Regions from separate parts of the Homo sapiens genome. Here region 2 is linked to region 1. The links are chromatin contacts, found by Hi-C in ENCODE. All regions are on one chromosome and are shown on one strand. Each heading gives the region's core, a stretch centred on a gene start or an enhancer-like site at or near the end of the contact. The rest is flanking DNA. Distances are from core to core; before and after follow the strand shown. Region 1 holds the start of FHL1 (four and a half LIM domains 1). Region 2 overlaps ARHGEF6 (Rac/Cdc42 guanine nucleotide exchange factor 6).

Region 1 (6,555 bases), core at 771-3,270:
AGTTGACTAATTCATGGTGGTCAAAAAGTGATTCTCTTGTCTTTGAATTTTCTCTTGTATTTTAGGCAAAACAGATTTGTTTTTTGATACTTTCATAAAGCTGTCTATCCATATTCTGTTGTCACTTTTCAAAATGATCAGAAACCTAAAGAACTACCATACTTGCCTAAAAGAAGACACTTCCTGATGCATAGCTTGAAACAGGAATTGACTTCCTAAAGGAAAGTATTTGGCACACCAAGCCTATTGTTCACAGCGCTGCAAGAGAGGCATTTCAACATACATGGGCTCTTCCTAAAAATATAACTTGCTAAAATAAAAAATTCAGGGTTCATTAAGGTTAATCATCTAATAAAGTAAGAGAATTTCCTCTAGGTGAAAAGTTTCAGTTTATTTTAGGGGTGTGGTGTTGTTACAACTGGCTAATCTCCGCACCATAATTTAATCAGGCTGGATGAGAAAGAGACTAGAAAGGCGTGGAGCCAGAGCACAGTGTAGCTTCTCTTCTTTTCCCAGGCTTATTTTTTTCCTCTAACATGTAATAAATTTACTCGTAACAACCTGGCTTTTATTGTGTCATTTTCTAGCTAACTGGGAGTTACTGATGTCAGTTGTCTTTTAGAATAACTTTTCCTTAAACATTTGAAGATCGTAAGAATTGGGGAACTCATTCATTCATTTATTCATGGAGCATTTACTGCTCACCTACTGTGTGCTATAGGAACATGAAGACAAGCAAAGCACTGCCCTGGCCCTCAACCTGGTAGGGGAGATGTGTGAATAGGGCCAAAACCACTTAAACAAGACAGTGGCTATAAAGGTGTCTGTACCAGCGAGAAGGTCAGCTGCCTTCCTTGAAGTTGAGTGGCCAAAACCACTTTCAGGATTGCAGGTGGGACTATGTTTTGGAGGCTTGATGGATTTTTCAGTTATTTAGTTCATTCTTTCAAGGAATAGTTATTGAGAGCCTCCTGGGAGCTGGGCAGTGTTCTAGGCTCTGGGGCCACTGCAGTGAGCTCCAGTACTAAATCCCTGCCTTCATGGAGCAAAGCAGGAGATCAGACAGCAAGGAGAGAAATCAGTGCAATACCAGCAGACTTGAAGTAGGGAAAGGAACAACCATGACTCTGGGCACAGGGGACAGTGAGGAGGCCAGTGAGGTGGGAGTGAGGGAAAGGGGGCTAAGGGTAAGGCCAGAGAAGGAATGTGGAAGAAGGTCCTGGAGGGACTTGGGGGCTTTCTTTTCCTAGAACATGCTCCTAATAGCCAGCCCCCAGACATCTGATGGCCTGTTGAGCTATTACAACATTTTAGGTTGATGTCTTCATTTTCATTCATGTTTTTCCTTTTATTGTCCCTGATGCTGAAAAACAAGAGGTTGAGTTTGTGAGACAAAATGTCTTCATTGTGTGTGTGATGGGGATAGGCATAGTCTCCCCATCTTGTTCTGTGCTGTCTGCCGTTAAGGAGGTGGGGAGATTACGATCACTCTCCTTTCCTGTACAGTAATCTGCTGATCTCTGGAACATACTAAGGAGGACATAGAGTGACAACATCTATAATCCCCTTAATCTCTATATTCATACTGTCTAATCTCCTTGAGTTACACTGGTAACATAAGTCTATCTCTTAGAGTTACTTTTATCATTAACAGCACAAAAATGTATTATTTACAGGGCCAAATGCAAGCTCTTGAGGCATATAAAGTGGATTAATAAGGTTGGCTCAGCGTTAAGCTATGCCAGAGCCGAGTCCAAATTTTATTCCGGTACAGGGATGACTTTCTATGTGGCCTCTCTGGCTCTGGAGCTAATTTGGATGCTGAGTAGCCCCGCAGGTATTTATATGTAGCGTTTGGTATTTTTACTGGGTCCTATTCTTCTCCCTTGGATCACCTAAAATGGTTAAGAATTTTCTAGTGGGATTAAGGTTGTGATCTCTGGGGAGGGGTGGGACATCTGCTCTCGGTTATTTTTGTGTTAGCCGCTTCCCCTTAAATGTATGTTCACAAATGAGCCACAGCCTTATCAGCTGGGGTTGAGGGAAGACTGGTCTAGGTGCTGCTCCTGAACTTGGTCTCTGAGCCATGGCTTCCCATAGACACTCAGGTAAAACTTCATGCTCTTTATCTTATATTGAGCACAGTTTTGTTAGGGCAGTGAATCCGTCATTGGGCTAAAAGATGGTTTTTGATGAAATGATTTTAGTCTTGTCTGAATAGTAAATAAATTATAGCTTGTCTCTGTTTTGCCTTTGCCTTTCATGCTATTTCAAAGACAAAATATTGTTCAAGTACAATGAACAGTTTGAGTGATTTATTTTAAAAAGAAGTATATAAACATGTTACCACTATATTTTTACCTTTTTCAGGACATCTCATGAAACTATAAGAGATTGTGGGAGGAAAGGTTTTTCTGGTTAGGAATTTTTGGCTTTCTTTTTTATAAGATACAATTCTTCATCTTGACAGTGCTTTACATCCAAGGTGTTTGGAGAAGGTAAATCGAATGTGGAGCTGAAAGGAGGAACATTTGTAACTAAGAAAGTCCATAATGACCTAGCACATCTTCCCTTTTGCTGACAATGTTTTAAATCTTCCCGAAGTAACAGCTATGTTCCTTTTGATATGCTAAGTATGTTATTAATTGTTTTTAGCAGAAAAAGGGGCACATTTTGGACTCCTTGGGACATGAGCATTTTCTTCTGGTTTTGTAACCTTACAATTAAGGAAGCCCTTTGGCCATCGACAAGAAATCTATGAACTAGGGGCTGAGGGGCCAAAAGCCCAGTTATTTGAAGCCAGGAGGGTGGCTGTGGCCCTGTGGCCCTCTGCCTAAGTAACGGTTCCCTTTCTTGGGGCTGGTAAAGTCAGACGGTTAGATATAAAGAAGGCACTTCATCCTGTCTCCCAGCTTTCAGATTAAGGGATGTCATTATCTATGTTTTTTTTTTTTTTTGAAAAATCATTTTTTAAAACTCATTGCCTGTCAATATTTAAACAATGGAAATACTTTAGGAAATTTCTCTTTTTGGGGTTTTAAATATGCTGCAATGGAATGCCCTACCTTAATGAATTAATATGTAATGTCTTCCCTGTTCCCAAGTGTTCAAAAGTTGTCTGGTTTTTTTTTTTTTCCAACCCTCAGGAGCTGTTTCACAAACATGGTACCAAATGCTTGAGATTGTGGTTATCAGCCAAGATACACATTCTCTGGGTGTAGGCAAACTAGTCAGCTGTGCTAGTTGTCCTGATGAACCTTAAATGCATGTTACCTGGTAGAATAACTCTCATTTTGTTTACTAATTAAGTGACAGAATAGTGACAGAAAGTTTAAAAGTTTAAATAGTGACAGAAAGTTTATAGCATACCCAACCTTGGGTTTTAAATTGCACCAAATTCTTATGTCGTTCTTGTGTATGTAAGTCTGGAGGCTCTAATAACTGTGGCTAAATGGGACCAATTATTTATACCTTTTAGATGATTTTTGAATTCAGGAAATTGCATTTTGTATTGCATTAGGTTAATAGATTCATGAAAGCAGAGAAGAATCAGTCCATGAGACAGAGAAGTCCTCATAGAAAATCAGTGTTGCCCTGAAACGGGCTCAGTATGGGCAAAATAGAAGCTAGGATAATTGGATCCAAATCCATTTTTAGTGACTATCCATATACTGAGAGGACATTTCAAGGACAAAAACAATGTATACTCTTGACATTGAAGACTTTCTGTCTGCAAAATTATGTAGATTCAATTTCTTTAGCCTTTGGCCTTTCAAGTCGAAAACCAGGTTTGGGGTGTGGAGGGGGATCAGGTCACTTGCCATATTACACAGCCATCGATTCCCTTCACCAGCTGCTGCTCAGTGGGCCGCACAAGCCCGCCAGTCTTTTCTCAGGGCAGGGATGGAAAATGAGAGGGTAGGATGAGAGGAAAGTAATCCAACTGGATTGGCTTCTTAAAATACAGAAGATTTGAGTGAGAGTGAAACTGAACATTTTGTGCTTTTGATGACCACCAAATGACTACCTACTACTTCACCACAGCTGGAGAAACTAAAAACACATGCTCTTTTGCTGCCGGGTCAGAAATGCTTTTTTTCCCATATGAAAGAGGGGCTGTGTTGCACGTAATCTGTGCAACATTATGAAAAATCTTCATATACAGACAAAATGGTACTAGAATTGAATCTGGACTGCAGGAAGTTCAGTGGCACATAATTTTTCTTTTAATAATCTATATCGAACCCTCCTGACACCCGATATAATCTAAAATGGCATTAGTTATACATCAGTGACCCAAAAAAGATTTGTTTTTTTTCTAAATGCAGCATACCAGTGAAGTTGCTAATTACATTGAATCATTCTGTACACGTTCTATTTTGAAGGGAAAAAACACTTTCTGATTTTTGTATGAAATTGTATGAAAGACTACTTTTCAGCCGTGACTCATGAGCTCCGTCTCATTGCAGCTACTTAGGTATTTATTCCCAAATGTCTGACGACACCTCCAGGTGCATTAGCATGTCTATTACACAAGTGTCCTATTCATTGGCTAAGGCTTTGCTCCATCTGTTGAATGTTCTGAGGAAAGCATTATACCCTTTCTTTAGAAGCCAGTGTTTATATGTGGAGTCACTAATGTACTGGTAGGTTGGATTTAGTGAAGAACAGATCTGAAATAACCTGATTTTTTTCCATTTGGGTTGTTGTTCATTGTTTACACTGTACATTACACCCTTCATGGAAAACACATAGAAAAATGCTACCTACTCATGATATTCACATTCTCCTTAAATATTCATAGTTTGAGCAACTCAGGCATGAGGGAGAAGATGAACAATAGGAAGAAATACATGAGAAAATACATGTAAAAACACAAGCAAGATTTATTAAATACAAATCGACTGTAATGAGAGGTTTATAGTAAAAAAGAAAAAAGAAAAAAACAAATGTTGTAATGTTATATTACTTGTATGTGTACATGATTAAATTGAAAGCCAAAACTTTTAATTAAGATACTGAGGTTTATTTAGGCACCTCTCAGCATGTTGGATGTAGTTCAAGAATTTTCTGAAAAAGGAAGCTTGTTTATTAAGTGAAAATGATGTGTCTTTTGAAGCAGGCATAGAAAGTCAGGCTACCCTTTTGGAATAAATGTCTAAAATTTTATCACCCAGCCACATTTCTAACTGTATTCTAAGCTTGTAAAACTTTAATTTAGTTAATTTTTAATTAAATTATTTAATAATGATGCTTTCTGTCTTAGAAAATCAGGGGACATTTATGTGGACCTAAGGTGTAGGTTAGACTTCAGCACCTTACACGTCATATAAGATGATTTTTAAAATCAGGAAATAGTATGTCATATTGCATTAGGTTCATAAGTCCATGAAAGCAGAGGAGAATAGGCCCAAGAAAGAAGTCCTTACAGAAAGGAAATCAGTGTGGTCCTGAAATAGGGTTGGTATGGACAAAATAGAGGCTCAGATAATTGGATCAGAAGCCACTTTCAGTGACTATCCACATACCAAAGTTTTAGAAACTTAGTTGTGGTAACATATCTCCATCTGTCAATCAACAGGCATATACTGAGTGATTCCTGTATACAAAGCCCTGGATTAGGTACTGGGGCCCCCTAGTGTATGAGCAGAACTTTCTGTCATAGAGAAACCCCACTTGTTAGCACTAGGGAATGTATCCAAGTCACTCGGCACCAAAGTATGTTAGCAGCGGGGAATCTGTGGGTCTGTAGCAACCTCATTTCTTGCCTCCTCAAGGAAGAACAAGGCAGAGGGAGAAGCCAAGGCAACTTTTAGAGCAGGAGTGAAAGTTTATTAAAAACTTTTAGAGCAGGAGGCCGGGCACGGTGGCTCATGCCTGTAATGCCAGCACTTTGGGAGGCTGAGGCGGGTGGATTACTTGAGGTCAGGAGTTGGAGACCAGCCTGGTCAACATGCTGAAACTCTGTCTCTACTAAAAATACAAAAATTAGCCAGGCTTGGTGGTGCACGCATGTAATCCCAGCTACTTGGGAGGCTGAGGCAGGAGAATTGCTTGAACCTGGGAGGCGGAAGTTACAGTGAACAGAGATTGCACCATTGCACTGCAGCCTGGGTGACAAAGTGAGACTCCGTCTCAAAAAATAAAATAAAGTTTCAGAGCAGGAATGAAAGTAAAGTACATTTAGAAGATGACCAAGCAGGCTACTTGAGAGATTCAAAAAGTGCATGGTTTGACCTTTGACCTGGGCTTTTATATGTTGGCATGATTCGGGTGTTATATTACTTCTCTCCTGATTCTTCCCTTGGGGTGGGCTGTCCGCATGCCCAGTGGCCTGCCAGCACTTGGGAAGTGCCGCATGCGTGGTGTTTACTGAAGTTGTGTGCATGCTTACTTTAAGCGATTTTTCCCTTAGCAGTAGAGCATTCCCAGAGGTAGGTCTTATACCAGTTAAACACCGCAATTTTGCCTCTTAGTGCACATGCTTGAGCCCAATTACCCACCTCCTGAGATCTCATGGGGACGTGGCTGAGCATCAGTTTCAGGTGTTTCTGT
Region 2 (6,658 bases), core at 2,455-4,954, 560 kb after region 1:
AGTGAGCCACCTACCTCAGCCTGCTAAAGTGCTGGGATTACAGGCGTGAGCCACCGCGCCCAGCCCAGACATTTAATTTTTAAATGTTTCCCTACAGCTTTTTATTCTAGATATCCCCAATGACAGCAAAACCTATTTGCAAACCACTAAACACCAGGTGTTAATTGTGAATTATTGGGGATCTGCCAATGTAAACTGCAAGAAGTTAATATTTCTATAGCATTACAAATAGAACCTTTTGGAGTAGTTCTCAGTTTCAACATGTATGCTATTTTATGACACTTTCCCTAAACTGCAAAAAGCCAGGAAGCATATGAGAATAAACTTTCCCAACTCCCTGTTCCATTCCCTCACTTATCTTATAGCTACTGTTTACTGATTTACTGAGCTCCTGCTATGTTCCTGGCACCACGCTTGGACATCACATACATATTGCTATGATCTGAATGTTTGTGCCCTTCCCAAATTCATATGTTGAAACCTAATCACCAGTATAATGGTATTTGGAGGTGGTGGCATTTAGAGGTGATTAGATCATGAGGGCATAGCTCTCATGACTGGGATTGTTGACTTTATCCAAGAGGCCCCAGAGAGCTACCTTGTCCCTTCCACCATGTAAGGACATAGAGAGAAGGTACTATCTATGAATAGGGAAGTAGGCCCTCACCAGGATACTAAATATGTCTTGATCTTGGATTTCTGGCCTCCAGAACTATGAGAAATACACTTCCATTGTTTATAAGCTACCTGGTTTATGGCTTTTTGTTCTGGTGGTCTGAACAGACTAAGATACAAATATATTTTTTTATTTGCATTTGATTCTCCCAGCAAGCCCATGATGTCAGTACAATTATTTTCCCCATTCCACGGATGAGTAAACTAAGACTCAGAGTAGTTAAGTCACAGGGCAGGAAAATGATGGAGCCAATAAAGATACACAAGAAAATGCTCTGAGGGGCATTGTAGCCCTGCATGTACACCTTATGTTTCCATGAGACATAGAGAAAAAATGAAAAAGCAATCCATGAGTCTGTATGCGAAAAGAAATCCTTTGCTTCTGTCAATACAAGTAGCATCTGTATCATCTGCATCGAGTTTGTTATAGCCTCTAAAATGATTAATTCAACTAATTGTAGCAAAGAGAAAATTTTCCATATTACAAGACTGTCTCCACAGGGGCCTTGCCTAATTCCTGTGCTGTCCTTCCCATTTCAAGGGTCAGCCTTCACCTAGGAGGCACTTGGCCACATTTGCCAAAAGAGGGGAAAAGCTACACTAAGCTCCTCCTATTTGTTGAACCAGGTCTGCCTCGTGAGCCACGATCCATATTTGTGAGGTCCTGGTCTGGTAGGGGTCCAGCTCGTGATTACAGAACCAAGCTAAAACATCTGTGCCACGTGCAATGACACCTAGCCTCCTGATTTTCTTGACATCATGCTCTAACCACCTGAGTTAACCAGTCACAGCAGTCTAGCCACATCTTAGTTAAGAAAAGAAGGCATACCCTACCCTGGTTCAGAACTGGTCATCTTTAATGTCATGTGGTTTCAGTAACACCCAATCAACTGCTATTTAAAGGTAATTTAAGGTTGGGGGTGATTATAATAGGTTCCATTACTCAAGAGTTAAAAGTCTAATCAACTGAAAAGCAAGTGATACATTGGGACCACAAGGACATATAGCTTATATTTCAAGCCTGTTTTTTAAAAAAGATTCCAAATATTTAGGAACATTCCAGCTCTTCCTTGTTCTTATTGCTCTTATTGAACAAAATCTTAAATTAACTTAGCTCATCTTGAATCACATTCTTTAATTCTCACAGCTGAGCACACTGCCTCTGTTAACCCCTGAACTTTGGTGGAAATGTCATTACATAGTGCAACAGAGCAAGCAAATCTGAGCTGCTTAGTCATATTTCACTGGGTGGTACCGCTCCTGGCCCTGTGAACGTGATCTGGGATGTGTGCACATAGCTCCTACTAAAAGCAGTCACAAAGTCAGCAACAAATAATGCTCTTAGCTCAGAAATTGGATTCATTACCCACTGGTATTCCACTTACTAGAATATAGTGGATGGCATTTCTACTCTGCCTGGTTTTAAATAATAGCTGTTCCTATTTGATATGGACCAAACTTAAGGGAGCAAATCTTGCTCTCAACTTTTATTTCCTCCCTTTCTCTCCAAGATCTAATTTGTGCCTGTAGCTGAAACAACATACAGTGTATTGGAAAGAGCACTGATGTGAGAGTCAGAAGACTTTGACTCCAATCTCAGCTTTGTCACTATTGAGCAGTTGTGAGGACCTTAGGAAAGCAACACTACCTTTATGAGGCTCCATTTCCCATCTGGAAAGTGTCTTTGAGCAAAGGAGCTCAGTGAGAGGTCTTGTGGTCCATCATCTAAATAGGAGCTTTTAAAGGCAGCATCTTGGCTGGGTCCCCAAGGCCCAGAATCAGGTCTTCAGTTCTCAAGGCTCTTGAGAATGGACTCACACTAGCCAAGCTCATAAAAGGCCAATGCATAAACCAAAAGGCCAATTTCTTAATTTTTACTAAAAATAAATGAAGCACTAAGAAGATTAAATACTCCCATTTTCTGGCCAGGGCACTCTCTCCCAATAGAGAAATCTCTCTGGTGAGCTAAATTATAATGAGAAATGTGTTGAGTACTACAGAATCAGAGCAAAGAGAGTCTAGGGTATTGCAGCCTAACATGCTTACAACCTGTTTACAAGCTGATTTTTCAAAATGTCATTTTTAAATGACCTATTTATAAATTCTGGCTTTATCTTGCTGCCACTGCATCGTGGCATTTGGACTGTGATCATGGACAGCTTTAACTCTCTATGTTTTCTTTTTGGCTCTGTGGATTTCTATAAAGTCACTTTACATAACTAATATGGACTCCTAGATTACTCGAACCTCATAGAATCTAGAGCCAGGAAGTTCAGCTCCATGGAGCTCCTATGACAGAAGCCAAGATCTGAGCTTTCTCCCTCACTCTTCATTAAGTCACAAATCTCATTCCCTGACGGCTACCTCAGCATCACCATAGGACTCCCATTCTTCCTTGTTAGCACTCCTATAGGGGAGAACCCCTTTCTCTATAACAGAGACTTTAGTTGAGTATTAAGTGTTCAGGTAAGAGGGGAATGAATGAAGAACAATATAGGCATCTTAGTGGGGCCAGTCACAGGATTAAATAAAGGGAGAGCAAAAGAGAACAACTGATGGCTGGGCACAATGGCTCACACCTGTAATCCCAGCACCTTGGGAGGCCGAGGTAGGTGGATCACTTGAGTCCAGGAGTTCGAGACCAGACTGGCCAGCATAGTGAAACCCATCTCTTCTAAAAATACAAAAATTAGCCAGGTGCAGTGGTGGGCACCTGTAATCCCAGCTACTCAGGAGGCTGAGGTAGAAGAATGGCTTGAATCTGGGAGGCGGAGGTTGCAGCGAGCTGAGATTGCACCACTGCACTCCAGCCTGGGCAACAGCGAAACCCCGCCTCAAAAAAAAAAAAAACAACGAAAGAAAAGAAAAGAAAAAGAAAAAAGAAGAAGGAACAACTGGTTTTGAATAATCTCACCAAAAAGAGAGTAGGCATGAAGGAAAGGGAAAAATGAAATATCTCTTGTCAATAGCCCTTGCCAAGCCAAGGACAGGAAGCAGGAGGCCTAGACTCAGCTGCCTCACAGTCAGCCAGCCATTGTGGCTTGGCGGGCTCCCACCCCTCCTCCTGTGCTCCTGTCACCAGAGCCTTTGCAAAAGCACACTGGTTGCCAGTTTTGCGGTGTGGGGTGGATGGGTGATCTCTCAGCTGCTGGAGCATCTGTGTGCCAGACATGAGGGTGTCTTCCCCAATGCCCCCACTCCCACCCCTTTAGAAACAGGGACTGACTCCCTAGTGTTCCAAATTGGAATGCGGAACACATTTTCCCAGAAACAGCATCACACCTGCCACTTAGCCTCTGTGAGTTCTATAGTTCAGCCACATTAAGTATTCAACAGGCTGTTGTGGGCCAGCCAGAAAACATAATCACCGTGTTGAGCCTTGTTTCTATGGGAAAATGTTTTCTGTGTCCCTAATAATCACTTAAAAATGAACTTTTGGAAAATAATTTGTTTTTACATTGAAGAGTGGCCAGACATGTGTTCCCAAATCAATGTCCAACATCCTTTATGCTTTTTCCTTGTCCCTTCATATAAAAGATGAACAAATGCCCTAGACATTCAGGGTACTATTTATTTTAGAACTCTTAGTGATGAGAGAATCAAGGTAAATATATGAAGTCCGTGAGAATACCCTCAGAAATTTCAGTAGTCAGCAGCTCCTCCGTGCCTGTTTAACAATCCAGGCAGTTAGAGAGGAGCCTCACCTATGGAGAGAAGGCTCCCTTGGTCCCTGCTTTCCTAGCAGCTACTAAGATTTAGGGTAGGAGCCCCAGAGCCTACCAGAATTTACAGCAGAGACTGGTGGTAAATAGCCCCACACAAAGACTAGGGAGAAACGAGGGCCATGAAACAAAAGAGCCACTGCTAGTCGCCTTCAGCAGCAGCCCTTCCAAGTATCACCTGTTGCTATCCATAATGTCCTCACTGACCTACCTTCATGTTTCTTTTTTCCAAACAGCTACAGCTTTATAGTCTGTAGAGATGTTGTAAATTTAAGCTGTCAGTGGTCTATCAGCCCAATATTCTTTATTCATTATGCAGGTACTGAGATTAGTCCTGAATTTCCTATTAAAAGGTAGGCTCTTTGAAGTCCGCATTCCCCCACAGACCTGGCCCCAATATTCAACATACACGAAATACTTGATAAATAACCATTCATTGGTTGATTGACAGGATGCTCTGTCAGAGAGACTTATAAAGGTAAATTATGCCTAGAACGTAAGCCCCATGATGTCAATTTTTTTTTCACTTCTGGATCCTCAGTGTCTAGAAGAGTGCCTGTCACGCAGTAGGCACTCAATAGATATTTGGTTAATTAATGAGAGTTTAGCTGTTCTCATCAATAGATGATTAATCATACTTGAAGAAAAAGTATTGCAGAAAGTATAATAAACTCAGAAAGAGATATCACTTAGGAAAGAAAAAAAACAATCTCCACGCAATTTTCCAGGAAACATGTAACATCTAAAATTAGATGTACCTGTGCTCATCAGCAAAATTAAGCTCTGTGACCACGAGGTGACCAAAGGTGCTTCAGACTCTACGGTTGTTAATTTTTTAAGTTGTGTGCTGAGTGTGGGCAACATCTGCAACTGCTTGCCTGTCCCAGGTAATAGAGGTTCCTCTAAATGCCATCACAAAGCACCATGACCTCATTATCATAGAGAAGAGAAGTTGCAAAGAACTGTGGGATTTTACTGCTTTTTCTGGAATTGGTTATATTTTCAACCGTTTTTGTTGTAAAACTGAATAAATGGCAAACACTACAAGCCACCCTCCCCTGTTCATGCCTATGCTCTAAAACTAGCTCCAACTCACAGCCAGAGCACAATGGGACACGGCAAAGCAACTCACCAGCAGCAAGAAGGGGTAACGTGTAATTGGAAAGACTACAATTCACATGCCCAAAATCCTCCTAACACCTGCTAAACTTGGAGGAAAGGATGCTGTGCCAAAGTTATTATTATTTTCTCTCTTTACTTAGAGATTACCTTCAGCCATTCATTTGGCAAAGACTTTTGGCTCTTCCCATTTATATATCTGTGTGATTCACTTTTTGAAAAGTATGTCATTTTCAGAGACACTCATCAATGCCTAACAGACATAAATTAATTAGTGAATCCTGCTCCAACTTACTCCAAACAGGATTTGCACTTAGGAAACAATCCAAACACTGTTAGGTGGGCATTCAGGAGCTCAGATCTCACAGACATCAGAAATGGTGCTTTTAGTTAGCACTCATGTCTCTCAAAACACAGCAAAGGCATCCAATAAAAAGCCTAATATAACCCAAGATCAAGTCCACCCTCTTCAGACTAGCATTCAAATTACTTCTCAAGGCCAGGCGCAGTGGTTCATGTCTGTAGTCCCAGCACTTTGGGAGGCTGAGGTGGGCTAATCACTTGAGGTCAGGAGTTTAAGGCCAGCCTGGCCAACATGGCCGTCTCTACTAAAAATACAAAAATTAACCAGATGTGGTGGCACACGCCTGTAATCCCAGCTAGTGGGGAGGCTGAGGCAGGACAATCGCTTGAAACCAGGAGGCGGAGGTTGCAGTGAGTTGAGATCGCGCCACTAGCCTCGGCAATCTAGCCTGTCACGCTCTAGCCTGTCGCACTCTAGCCTGGATGACAGAGCAAGATGCCATCTCAAAAAATAGTAATAATAAATAAATTTAAAATAATTTCTTCTCAAGCATCTCTAAGGTAGACCTTAGCAGGCCCATCGTTTCTCACCATCATCTCCTTATATGCTCCAGAATCTTCTTTCTTCACTGTGCCTCTCTCTGACATTTATACTTCTCCTTCAGAAAGTTCCCTCAATCATCTGAATGCTAGCTATCCTTCAGGGCCCAATCCAAATCACTCCCTTCCATGGTGTTTTCCCCAAACACTACGCCTCAGTACACAACAGGCTTCCCTATTTCTGAATTCCTCTTGCATTTAGGCTCTAGATTCTGGAACCACTAACTTGGACACCTAAC

The links. Hi-C counts contacts between places; a loop is a spot of excess contacts on that map. Pooled maps may share reads with other maps.
Region 2: a pooled map of psoas muscle shows a loop between it and region 1 (2.5-fold over the local background). The contact joins the enhancer-like site here to the promoter of FHL1 in region 1. A Hi-C loop is called at or near these places in 1 of 168 maps with a recorded cell type or tissue (gastrocnemius medialis) and 2 of 50 pooled maps.

The regions. Positions count from the first base shown.
Region 1 is chrX:136,195,027-136,201,581 of GRCh38, forward strand. It overlaps FHL1 (four and a half LIM domains 1), which reads left to right and starts at 2,021. Exons shown (of 6, transcript NM_001159699.2): 1 at 2,021-2,108. The coding sequence starts at 2,087.
Region 2 is chrX:136,751,072-136,757,729 of GRCh38, forward strand. The region is part of intron 2 of ARHGEF6 (Rac/Cdc42 guanine nucleotide exchange factor 6); the gene reads right to left. Among named protein-coding and RNA genes, the nearest start is that of ARHGEF6, 27 kb to the right of the region's middle. Within about 2 kb of position 3,705, at least 6 of the 41 ENCODE cell types and tissues checked have a DNase peak (open chromatin) inside an H3K27ac peak, as active enhancers do; they include gastrocnemius medialis, where a contact is called at or near this core.